2 separate regions of the Homo sapiens genome follow, and region 2 is linked to region 1. A link is a contact called in ENCODE Hi-C or POLR2A ChIA-PET data. All regions are on one chromosome and are shown on one strand. Each heading gives the region's core, a stretch centred on a gene start or an enhancer-like site at or near the end of the contact. The rest is flanking DNA. Distances are from core to core; before and after follow the strand shown.

Region 1 (6,359 bases), core at 1,734-4,233:
AAAAAGAACCATCACCATCACCTGCGTGCTTGCTTGGTAGCAGGCACTTGTGTCAGGCAATTCTTGCACACCAATGGTGATATATTTTAATATACATTTTACAATTCAGGGAAATGATGATCAGAGAGGTTAAGGAATTTGCCCAAAGTTCTAGTGCCTAATGAAACACTAACTCCACATATACCCAGGGCAACTAGCTGTGCAATCAGCTATTCTCTGTGTTAGCTGCCCCCCACCCCATTTAAATTTAATTTCTTTTGGTATTCTAAGTAATACATGTTTCAAAGGCAAATGCCCTTGCTGATCAAAGGATTCCATTCTGAGATTCCTGGCATGTTTTTAAATATTGCAAAAATCTCCTTTAAACATTTTAAGAAGCAACAGCTCATTAATATTTCCATTGCATCTACAGTTAGCGTCAATCAGCACTTACCCGTGGGTAATGCTAGTCACATTCATGGCTGCAAAATTGATGTTCTTGCATGCAGCCAAGCAGGAGTCATTGGTGGTTGAAATTGTATGCTCTGTGCAAAAATTCTGTCCTCAATGAAACATTACTCAAATGATAGAATTATTTAGCTGTCAGTCCAACTTAACAAATATTTACTGCGTACCTATAATATACAAGTCACTGTGTTGGGCACTGGAAGACATATAAAGATGAAAGCCTGGTCCCTGCATAGGGAGCTCAAAAGCTAATGTTTGAGAAATGAAACAAATATCAGCATTGGTCATTCACTTATTCATTTATTGGAGACCATTATGGGGCTGGAGCGGGAGAAGAGGAAACACGAATAAGAGACGTCATCTTTCCCTAATGATTTTACAGTTGAGTTTGAGACAGATGCTCACAAAACAAAGCCTCCTTTTACACAGATAATGGTAAGTGCTATAACTGAGGTATAATTAAAATCCAGAAGAGGGAATATCTAATTCTGCCTGGGGGAATAAGGAATCTTCAGAGAATGTATATTTTAGTTGGGCTTAAGTGGATGAGTAGGAGTTTGATAAGTGGATATAAAGAAAGGAACAGGATGACCACAGCCATAGAGGTGTGGATATAAAGGCCATCCCTGTTCCATGTGGCTTGGATGAGTGCTAGCAGGTAGCTGGAGGGTAGGGCAGGTGGGAGGCATGAAGTTAAGTCAAATCATAAAGCCCGTGCCGAAGAGTAGCAAATGGAGAGACCACACAAGATACTGAGCAGGCCAAAAAATGGCATGATCATTTGTGTTTAGAGGATGGTGGTTTGGGAGATGAAGCGAAAGGAAAGACAGGGAGCAGTTAGGAGGTTATTTCAACAGCCCGCGTGAGGGATAGAGAATTAAACTAGGGCAGTGGGATTGGACAGATTTAAAAGCTATCTCAGTGGTGGAGGCAAGAGAAATTGGTAAGTCATCAGATGTGGGGGACTGTGGGGGTGAGGAGTAGTGAAAGGTGACTACAACTTCAAGTTATAAGGATAAGAAAGGACAACTCACAGATTGAGTCTCAGGAAAGAAGACACATTTTGTTTATGCACAGCTTGATTTTGAGACTCTGTTGGTCACATATGTGGAGATGTCTAGCCAGAATCTCAGAAGTGTCATCTGCAAATTCAGGGCAGAAGAGGAAGTGTTCACTGACATATGTGTCCACCATAAGCATGGTCGGGCCTGGTTAGTACTTGGATGGGAGACATGTGTGTCCACCATGACTGAGTGCCTTCTTGGTGCCAGGTGCCAGGCTAGAGGCTGGACAGGAAAGGGCTAAGGTGAGGCCTCAGCTCCTGAGAGGCCTACCTTAGGGCAAGAAGGGGAAACACCCATGTGCTAAAACAGAGGCACACAAAAGGAATTCCAAAGCCAATGGACTTGGCTTAGATCCTTGAGGTGACAATTGGGTAGACCTGATGGGAGAAAAGGGGCTAAGTAGGTAAAGACAGGGGTGTAAAGGTACCTCCAGCAGGGCCCAAGCACATGCAATGGTACAACAGCTGGAAGGGCTCTGGTGGCTTCTGGGAATGGTGAAAGCTTGGTGCTGGGGGTTGGGGCGGTGGGAGATGGCACTGGACAGATAGGCTAAGACCAGGTCAAGAAGGCTGGCTGAAGCTATGAGCTATGATCTAGTAGTGGACAGTGGGAGTGGTCAGGGGGCAATGGGGAGGCTGGACAGAAGGAAGGTGGGATCAGAGGCTCAGAGGACAGGGTGCTGGAGCATGGGCCTCGAGGAGATGGCAAGGACATAAAGTAGGGCAGTCGCAGTGTGTGGACTGTTCAAGTGCACAGTAGGCTGGATTTGGTGACCAAATGGACTTGCCTGGTGAAGATGCCAGGGAGCTGACATCCTTGGAAAAGGTCGAGGTTTCTAGGTTCAGATACTGAGCAAATAGTGATGCCCTTACCCAGGATTAAGAGACCAGGAGCCAGAATAGGTTTCTCAGCTTTAGCAGTGCTAAGTCTGGAGTGTTAGATTGGGTGCTAGGCTCCAGAATCTAAGTCACAAACTGCTGTGCATATTAAAACCACCTTATGCTATACATGTAAAGGATTAAAGTAGAAAACAGGATTTTAGCAAAATCCCAGTGATTATTCAAACACTTCCTGGATAGCTTCCCGTCTCTGCTCATTTACAAGCACCCACACACTAACTGATAATTCATGTTAGCATTCGAGGTGTTAGATTCATGGTGGCCCTTCTGCTTGGCTCACCCTCCCACCTTCCTCATCTTGCTATTGTGCCTCATGCTTCAGTTGGAAAGTCTTCTCTGGGAAGCTTTCCCAACCTATTTCCCCCACCCACCTCCAGTCCTGCCAGCCCACATGGGGGCTGGTGCTCCTTCTGTGATTTTACATGCATTCTGTGCACATCTCTTATATTTTGCCATATTATAATAAAAAATATAAGGCTATCTATTCATTAGCAAATTCTTTCTTAAATTGTAAGTTCCTGTTTATCTTTGTATCCCTAGTATTTAACACAGTGACTCACACAAAGCAGGAACTTAAAAACAACTGCTGCCCCACCCCCCACCAACGCACACTATACTCTCAAAGCAACAGCATCAGTGAATTTTGTAGTTACCTGTGGCTTTGCCTGGTACAACATTCACTAGTCTCATCTAATAATGCAGACATTCTAGGATACACTGGACTCTGTCCATGGGTTATGACAGAGTCCAGTGACACTCTGAACCTGGCTGGTCACAGGTCCTGGGTTCACATCCAGGACGGTAGTGATGGTGCAGCTGTCTCCAAGGCAACTCAGGAGGGCACCCATCTCTTCATCTCAGGATGGCACCCCCATCTCTTCTGCTACTGCTTTCTGATAGGAACCTCAACAGAGGTGCTTTCAGAGTAAAACTCTCATACTAAGGGCATTCCATTTAATTTCCTTACTATGATACCATTGCTCAACTCCTCTGTAACTTCCTCTTATTTCAATCATTAATGGAAATCTGAAGAGGTCAGGGGAGAAGGGAATAGCAAGTTGTGGAAAAGCAGGAGAAAGACAAACACATTTTCGTATTCAACAAATTAATTGTTTACTCAGTGCCAGGCAGTTCTGCTGAGCACTGGGAAGGGTGATGAATTAAGACAGACATAGTCCCTGACTCATGGAGGAAGACGCACTATTTGAAACACAAAGGATATTTGCAAACACTTTCAAGGAAAAATTTATTTACTATCCAAAGGCTTATGTAGCAAAGTGTCTGCAAATACAATCTCAAGTGGGAAATGGGCTTTAGAAAGGAGGTCAGGCATCTATCAAAAAGAGCCGAGATTAGGTTTTTGTTCTTTGACAGTCTGCTTATATATTTATCTGATAGTTCCTAAGAAACTTTGTTTGATTATAAGGGGTGTGACGTCCCTCTGGGGACTCACTCACCATCTCGTGGCCACAGAGAGTAACTGCAGGAGAATGTTTGTGCACCTCTAGAAAATGGTCTTACGTTCATCTACAAAGTTTTTTGACCAGGTTTTTAAGGTTCAGCATTTGCTTTTTAAGTATTTTGGAATTTGCCACAAACTAGGGAGAAATCTTCCTCTACAAAGAAAAAAATGTTGCCTAATATACACTTACATAAAGTTTCTGATGAGATAGTAACCAAAATACAAATTCACAAGGAACAAATAACGTACAGGTGTTTTTTGACTTAAAAATAAGCCAATAGATGATTGGACAGAACATGATATTTTTAAGAGAAATGGGCAAAGCAGATAGATAGTTGAAAACACACACAGGTAGTAATTGTTTCTAACCTCCACTTGTGAGGGTAACACTGCTGAAAATCAATCATTCTAAGTGGTCTTAGACTATGGGCCAAAATGATTCTACTTTCAAAAAACATTCTCAATTGGAGTAGTTTTTCTTAAGATACAACAATTAAAATTAGATTCTTTTGAAAAACGAAATTCTGTTGGCCACATAAAATATTTCTAAATAAAAATACACCCTAAAGTTTCTAAGTTTAGTTTGGTAACATTCAATTTTCATTCAATTCTAGGATCACAACTCTGAACTCATACCATGAGAGCCGAGGCCGTTGTGTAGTCATGTATTTATAGACTTAATTCTTTTGAGTTTCCTTTTGTGTAACACACTCAAGGATTCACATGGAAATACGCTTATCAGGGAGCAGAGAATCATGACGCCACAATCCTACCAGTTCAAGGGCCAGTCAATGCCATGTTCCTCCATGGGGTTTCCCATAATTTACTCGCAGATAAAAGTGAACTCTCACCCCTTTCCTTCTTTGTTTTACTCTTTTAAGGAAGCTGTCATATTCCACCTTTTATCAAGCATATGAATACATGCATTCATTTATAGCTTCCTCCTAGACTGTAAATTTCTTCAGGGCAGGGTGGGCACAGAGGTAGGGAGGTCAACCCTGAGCACCGTGCCTATCATATGTCATTTCATTTCATCCTCATTGCAACTCCACCCAGCATTTTTTTTTTCTTTTTTTTTTGAGACAGCCCTGTCTCAAAGAGCTCAAAGAGTTCTTGGCTAGAGTGCAGTGGTGCTAACATGGCTCACTGCAACCTTGACCTCCTGGGCTCAAGTGATCTTCCCACCTCAGTCTCCCGAGTAGCTGGGACTACAGGCACGTACCACCATGCCTGGCTAATTTTTTTATTTTGTAGAGACAGGGTCTCACCATATTGCCCAGACTGCAGTAAAAATTTTTAATCCTACCTTAAGTGTTAGGAAACTCAGGTCTAAGGTAGCTCACTAAGGTCTCAACAGCTTGTGGAAAAAAAAGGGGGAGAAGTAGGCTTCAAAGTGAACTGGCTTTACCCTATCTCCTAAGCTCTTCCTCTACACCAAGCTGTCTTGAGGAAGTAACAACTCCCATCTGTAGCCCCCTCCACCTCCACAGTGTACAAGGGTACAGTCATGTCTTGTGTAATGACAGAGATACATTATGAGAAATGTGTCCTTAGGTAATTTCATCATTGCACAAATGTCACAGAGTGTACTTTCACAAACCTAGATGATACAGCCTACTACACACCTCGGCTATATGGCATAGCCTATTCTTCTAGGCTACAAACCTGTGCCACATGTTACTGCACTGAATACTGTAGGCAACTAAAACACAATTGTACACAATACTGTAGGTAATACTATAGGTATTTATATATCTAAACATAGAAGAGGTACCAGAAAAATACCGTATAAAAGATTTTTTAAAATGGTACACCTGTGGCCGGGCGCAGTGGCTCACGCCTGTAATCTCAACACATTGCGAGGCTGGGGTGGGCGGATCACCTGAGGTTGGGAGTTCGAGACCAGCCTGACCAACATGGAAAAACCCAGTCTCTTCCAAAAATACAAAATTAGCCGGGCATGGTGGCATGTGCCTGTAATCCCAGTTACTTGGGAGGCTGAAGCAGGAGAATCGCTTGAACCCAGGAGGTGGAGGTTGTGGTGAGCCGAGATCGCACCATTGCACTCCAGCCTGGGCGACAAGAGCAAAACTCTGTCTCAAAACAAAAAACAAAAAACAAAAAACAAAAAAGGTACACCTATATAGAGCACTTACCATAAATGGAGCTTGCAGGATTGGTAGTTGTTCTGTGTGAGCCAGTGAGTGACTGGTGAGTGAATGTGAAGGCCTAGGACATCAGTGTACACTACTGTAGACTTTATAAACACTATATATTTAGGCTACTCTAAATTTATTAAACTTTTTTCTTTCTTCAATAATAAACCTTTGCTTACTGTAACTTTTTTGCTTTATAAACTTTTAAACTTTTAAAACTTTTTGACTATTTTGTAATAACAGGTTAAAATACAGACACATTGTACAGCTGTGCAAAAATATTTCCTTTTGTTATATCCTTATTCTATAAGCTTTTTTCTAGTTTAAAAAT
Region 2 (6,359 bases), core at 1,909-4,408, 57 kb before region 1:
GACCAGACAGGGCTTGACTGAATGCACAGTAATTATTCAGTGAGAAAGCTTTTGAGAACTTAATATAAAGGTGTTCACTTTTTTTTAGAGCCGGTACTTCTATAAGGTATTTGATAAACATACCTCTAAAAGCTTCCAGTTAAAAATACTTTCAGTATGCCTTTTAATTATAGGAACTATAAAGTTGTGGGATGCTATTATAAATCTGCTATACCAAAAATAAAACAAAATTTGAGATTTATGAAAACTACATTTAATAAAGAAAACACTCATATATTTCAAATGTTAAGAAAAAATTATTGGGTTTCTACTAGTAAGTTATTGATCAGTATTTTCTAGAGACATAAATACACAGTTTGAGAACTAGAGTTATGAATGTCTTTGATCCTTAAAGTGATATTCTAAAATAAAGAAATGAGGCCAGGCACAGTGGCTCACACCTGTAATCTCAGCACTTTGGGAGGCCGAGGCGTGTGGGATCACCTGAGGTCAGGAGTTCAAGACCGGCCTGGTCAACATGGCAAAACCACATCTCTACTAAAAAATACAAAAATTAGCCAGGCATGGTGGCAGGCTTATGTAATCCCAGCTACTTGGGAGGCTGAGGCAGGGAGAATCACTTGGACCTGGGAGGCAGAGGTTGCAGTGAGCTGAGGTCGCGCCACTGCACTCCAGCCTGGATGACAGAGCGAGACTCTGTCTCAGAAAAAAAAAAAAAGAAAGAAAGAAATGAATGAATAAACACAGTCTCTTCTGGAAAAGAACAAGAACTTAGTATTTCAAAAATATCTGATTACTTAATAATTGAACAAAAGCCATATTAACCATTTCATAAGGGTAAATATGTAGTTTTAGCACAGGTGATTTTATGTAGGCCTTACTAGCAAAAAGACACAAAATAAAATAAAGTGAAACTTTCATCAGTAAGTTGACAGTAAAATATAGTCACTAAGAAAAAGCAGACATTATAATTAAGGGAAATTGTTAAAACAAAAAATACAAAAAAATTCATGCAGAACATATGAAAATATTAGTTTAAGTAGATGAAATCTCAAAAATACAAATCCCAGTGTAATTCTGAGAAAGCTTCTATCACTAATTAAAACTGCTCCTTTTATTAGACCCTTTGATATATTTTTCATGTCTATTGCGAAGGGAAATGAGAAAGATACCAACAGCAAAGCAAGAATAGACAGAACGTCTTCAATTTGGGGTCTAAATATATTTAGAATTAATGCAAGGAATTGTGATAACAAAAACAGCTGACATTCTACAAAGACATTGAGATACTTCTCTATTTCTCTCCTCCTAGACTGTCTATACAAAGAGCTGCTATTTTTTAAATTTGTTTTTTTAAAAAATGCCATCTGCTTCTTCCAAGCCTCCTCCTTCCTGAGCTCCCTTACAGTCCTCTATTTGTATGGGCAGGGGAGGCTGCTTCCAAGAAATCAGTCCATTGCAGGTGTCCTTAACAGGTAGTATCACAAAACATTACCTGACAGATGGGAAGTGGACCATGGCGGAATGGAAAGAGTTGAAAGACAGATGAGATAAACAATACTGACAGACACTGCATTTTGAAACAAAATAGCCCCCCATGCCTACGGGTTATAAGGTTATATGTTCATATTTATTGTGAATGGCTATGTAAGGTCTCATTACATAGTAATGGGGCATTGGTCTCATTATTTTATAAGTCACATGGAAGAACTGCCATGCAATTGTCAATAGCCAGCCCTCTTGCAATTTCATGCATCCGGTTACAGGAGGAACTACAAATCCGCAACTACCAGGACAGCCCACCACACTCGGAGCAGTATATAAATTCAGGTTATATGTGAAACATGTGTGAACATCCAGACAGCTAAGAAATCCTGAAGAATCAAAGAAATGATTTCAAGCTTTTGATAAAACAAAAATATATATGCATAGGAAAAGAGAAAAGAACAACATCCCAGGATAACAATGGTTATCTTCAGGTATCAGAAATATGGGTAATTTCTGTGTCCCCTTTGTGCTTCTCTGTCTTTCCTAGCTCTCCTACAATGAGCATGCAGCTTTTGAAATCAGGGGAAAAAAAAAGTTAAATAGATGCAGAGTTTCTAATCTTAAAAGCAACAGTTAATCTGGATTAAATACACAGAGTAGCTATCTTTAAACCTCATCCAAGTCACTGAGAACAAACCCTCCAGTACTGTACTTGGCGTAGCAGGAGGCGGCTGCAAGGCTCCAAGGAGCGCAGCAATAACTCTATTCTGGGGCCTTAGCAAACTGAGAAGACAGAGTTGTTTCATAGAAACTTGGGCAAGTGCTTCTGCAACAACAGCGAAACTCACTCCCAGCTCTCTCGTGCCCCTGCCCCCTATGGCACTCCCGAGCACCGGGGACTATACGTTGGAGCCCTCGCCCCTGCCAAGGTGCTCCCGAAGCTTCGGCCCCCTCTACCCCCGCTCCCCCCCGCAAAATGTGTGCTCCACAACTCACCTCCACTCTCCTTCACCTCCTACTCCTCTACGGCCGTAGGGGAAGGAAAGACCGGGCCGAACTTGGAGGCAGCAGCCCCTGATTCCCGTGACCTTGGAGAAGCCGCTTCGCCACTCAGAGCCTCAGTTTCCCAATCTGCCCCCCTCCCTGGCAGGGCGTCTGCAGGCTAGAAACCCCAAGAACTCAGTCAAACCGAGGGGCCGCTCTCACCACTCGGCGCCGACCCACTCCCCAGGACCGCTCTGAGGCGCCCCCGATCCCAGCCTGGACACGGAGCGCCGCCCCGCCGCCCCTCGGGACGCGTCGCCCCTATCACCGTCCCAGTACCTGGCAGTTGCTGTCCTGGGGCAGGTTTTTCACCAGGATTTTCCTGCGGTTGCTCAGCTCCCGCTGCATCCGCTGCAGTCGCGCGGCGACCTCCTCAGGGTGCAGCGCGGCGGGCATCGGGTCCGGGGCGCCCTCGTGCGCTTCGGCTGAGGGGCCCTGCCCGCGCAGCCCCGGCCCCGGCCCCAGCCCCGCCGCGCTGCCCAGGCCCGCGCCCCCCTCGCCGCCGCCGTCTCCCGCCGCCGCCGCCATCTTCCCGGGCGCCCAGCGGCTGCGGACTCCTCGGAGGCTCCAGGGGAAGCGGAGAGAGAAAGCGGGAGGAGGCCCGGGCGAGGGCGAGGCGGGCAGAGGCCGCAGAGTGGGCCCAACCGCGGGGAAGGGGGGCGGTGGGAGGAGGGAGTAGAGAGAGGCGGCGCCGCAGCCAGCAGCCTGCTGGCGGGGAGAGGAAACCTGAGGCGCCGAGGAGGAGCCCGAGAACCACCTCGCGGGAACCTCCCCCGCCGGCCCCCGGCCCCGGCGCACAGGCGCGCCCGCGCCCGCCTCTCGCGGGTCCGCAGGCGGGGCCGGGCGCCGCCACCCGGACACCTGTGAGGGCGCGGACGCGCAGGCGGGCTCCCCCTCTCTGCGAGGCCTTCGCGAACGCCCAGGGTCGTTCTCTGGGGGATGCGGCCCCTTCGCGGTGGCTTCGCCGGGAGACTCAGCCCCAGGCGCCTGTCCCCGGCTGGCCCCCCATGTGACGCCGCAGCTCTCCCCCGGCTCCCCTCGAAACTCCCGCGCTGGGGCGGCCCGGGGGCTGCGGGCGCGAACTCGGTCTTCCCACACCCGAGATGGGGCTGGAGGGGTGGCAGGAGGGCGCCTCCTGCAGCCCGGCTGGCTCCCGATGGTAACCCTTCTGTTGGTTCAAGAAGAGCATATTTGGCAAAGTTTGAGTTTACAATGAGATTTTCTGGGGAGTAAAAAGAGGGACATTGTGGGAGAAATGTTATGTATTTGGTAAAACCTGATCGTAATGTATTTTGCTAGCTGTGTATGAGAAAGCCTGTGCCCTTCACCTGTCCCTCTGTCCCTGTCATGCAGTTCCTAAAATGTAAAACCTGGGTAGTTGGGTCTGCAACATGGAAAGTGATGCTGAAACAAAGACTAGAATGGAAAAGGAGCTGTGGCAGAGGGGCTGGAGAATACGCTGCTTGGAACATTATTTTAATTGAAACTTGGAGGGAGAGTTACAGTGTAGAACTATACTTAGTCAAACGGATGTCATCAGATCAAACAATCCAGCAGCCTTTGGCACTAGCCCAGGTGACCATCAGCGAAGGGGACCATGCATCTTAATTGTGTAGCATGCAAGTACACTAGCAAAAAAAAAAAAAAAAAAAAAAAAAAGACTTTAACACTAATTAAAAGAAAAACAAAATGTTTTAAAGATTTTTTAAAAATACTACAAATTCAGTCCTTACCATGTGCTCCCCCCAACCACGCATTTCTAAATGCTTTACATATACATATTTATTTACTCTTCATGATCATTCAATTACGTAGGTTTTGTTTTCCTCACTTTACACGTGAGGAAATGGGATCTGTTCTGATTGATTCCAAAGCCCAGTGTTCTGAATAACATAAAATAATTCACCCGTAATCCGTCCACCCAAAAATAATGGCTGCTAATACTTGTATCATTAAAATGATATTCGGCAATACACCCTTCTATACCACCACTATTCCTGGTAACCAAAGGATAGAAACAACCCAAATGTCCATTTATTGATGAACAGATAGGCAAAGCGTGGGATATATATATGCTAAGAAATATTTTTAGCCATAAAAAGGAATTAAGGACCCCTACAAGGTGGACGAACCTCCAAAGCATTAAATGAAAGAAGCCAGAGACAAAAGGTCATATATTGTATGATTCCATGCGTATAAAATATCAGAATAGGTAGATTCATAGAGCGGAACACAGATTGGTGTTTACCAAGGGCTGGAGGAGAAGGTAATGGGTGCAAACATCCTTATGGAATGATGAAAATCTAGTTTTGGAACTAGACAGAGGGGGCAGTAGCCCAATAATATGAATGTACTAAATAGTCACTGAACTATTCACTTTTAAAATATTAATTTTATTACGTGACTATTACTGCATAAAAATGTTTTTGAATGATATTCTGTAGTTTACAGCTCTGTTTTCTGCTTTTTACAGTATGTCTGCTGAATCCCTTTCTATGCCAATGTATTTGAATACCATGGTTTTTATGGCTGCATATTATTCTGTTGAATTAGAAAATTCACTTATTTCCTAGCATTAGTATTTCCTATTATTTTTATCTATTGTAAACAGCACTGAGTTTAACCCTCTATACATATTTGAAGATCATTACTTTTCCACAGAGTGAAGAACTAGAAGCAAAATTTCTGCATCTAGAGTAAGCATATTTAAGGATTTTTTGTATGTATTTACAAACTTACCTCAGTTTTCCCTATCACAAGCATTGTATAAGAGCACTTATTTCTCTGCTTGCATCCATGATATTCTAGTATTAATGTATCATTTTGCTTTTAAATTGTATTCCTTTGATTTTAAAAGGTATACATTTTAAACTCCAATAAGGCCCTATTTTGTAGAGCTGAGAGACTTTGAAAAGTACATTCTTTGAAGTGAAGAAGCATGAATAGCCTTAGCATAGGCTGTAACCTTGAGTCATTCATTATGTTTCAGAACATGTATTTATCCAAATGAGTACCACCTCCTTGGCAAACATTTATTAAATGTCCCTTATGTGCTAGATAATATATAAAGGCAATAAGAAGACAGAAATAGTAAAATAATGCTCCTGTACAATAGGGGCTAAGTCTCACTGAGAGAAAATTATGCAATGATTATAATTAAATATAATAAATATGCAAACGGATAGTGGTCTGAATATAACTTCAGTGATTGCTTTTGCTCAAAACATTCTCCAAAGTGCTTTTTTTTTTTCTTTTGTGACGGAGTCTTGCTCTGTTGCCCAGGCTGGAGTGCAGTGGCGTGATCTTGGCTCACTGCAACCTCCGCCTCCCAGGTTCAAGCGATTCTCCTGCCTTACCCTCCAGAGTAGCTGGGACTACAGGCGTGTGCCACCAAGCCCAGCTAATTTTTTGTATTTTTAGTAGAGACGGGGTTTCACCATGTTAGCCAGGATGGTCTTGATTTCCTGACCTCATGATCCGCTCGCCTCGGCCTCCCAAAGTGCTGGGATTACAGGCGTGAGCCACCACGCCCAGCCCCAAAGTGCTTTTTTGGAATTGACTTTATAATCTACAGCAAATTATTCTGCATAGTTTATGTGGTAGCAAATACTCACCTCTTAGAGATGGGTTTAATTTTTGGAAATAATTAAATGTTATTTGAGGTTAAGTCTGGTGAATGAATCAGGTGTTGATTATGTTTTGGGAGTTATGATAATGTAATTCCAGTTTTGGCCCCAATGGGGACATGATTACAATGTTATCAAATTATTAAGCCAATTTTATTAAGTGGCTACTTTGAATTGATCCCACTCCTTGTGCAATATTGC

The links. Hi-C counts contacts between places; a loop is a spot of excess contacts on that map. ChIA-PET counts read pairs that join two places held with the same protein, here RNA polymerase II (POLR2A). Pooled maps may share reads with other maps.
Region 2: a loop to region 1 is called in a map of PC-3, with 6 times the contacts of the local background. The contact joins the promoter of RAVER2 here to the enhancer-like site in region 1. A Hi-C loop is called at or near these places in 26 of 168 maps with a recorded cell type or tissue (CD4-positive, alpha-beta memory T cell, Calu3, HepG2 and 18 more) and 25 of 50 pooled maps. POLR2A ChIA-PET finds 5 or more read pairs at or near these places in 4 of 52 experiments (OCI-LY7, Panc1, activated CD4-positive, alpha-beta T cell and 1 more).

What each region holds. Positions count from the first base shown.
Region 1 is chr1:64,684,440-64,690,798 of GRCh38, reverse strand. The region is part of intron 26 of CACHD1 (cache domain containing 1); the gene reads right to left. Among named protein-coding and RNA genes, the nearest start is that of RAVER2, 57 kb to the left of the region's middle. Within about 2 kb of position 2,983, at least 5 of the 41 ENCODE cell types and tissues checked have a DNase peak (open chromatin) inside an H3K27ac peak, as active enhancers do; they include PC-3 and endothelial cell of umbilical vein, where a contact is called at or near this core.
Region 2 is chr1:64,741,874-64,748,232 of GRCh38, reverse strand. RAVER2 (ribonucleoprotein, PTB binding 2) reads right to left here and starts at 3,158. Exons shown (of 12, transcript NM_001366165.2): 1 at 2,812-3,158. The coding sequence starts at 3,060. RefSeq lists silencers at 3,185-3,384, 3,405-3,504.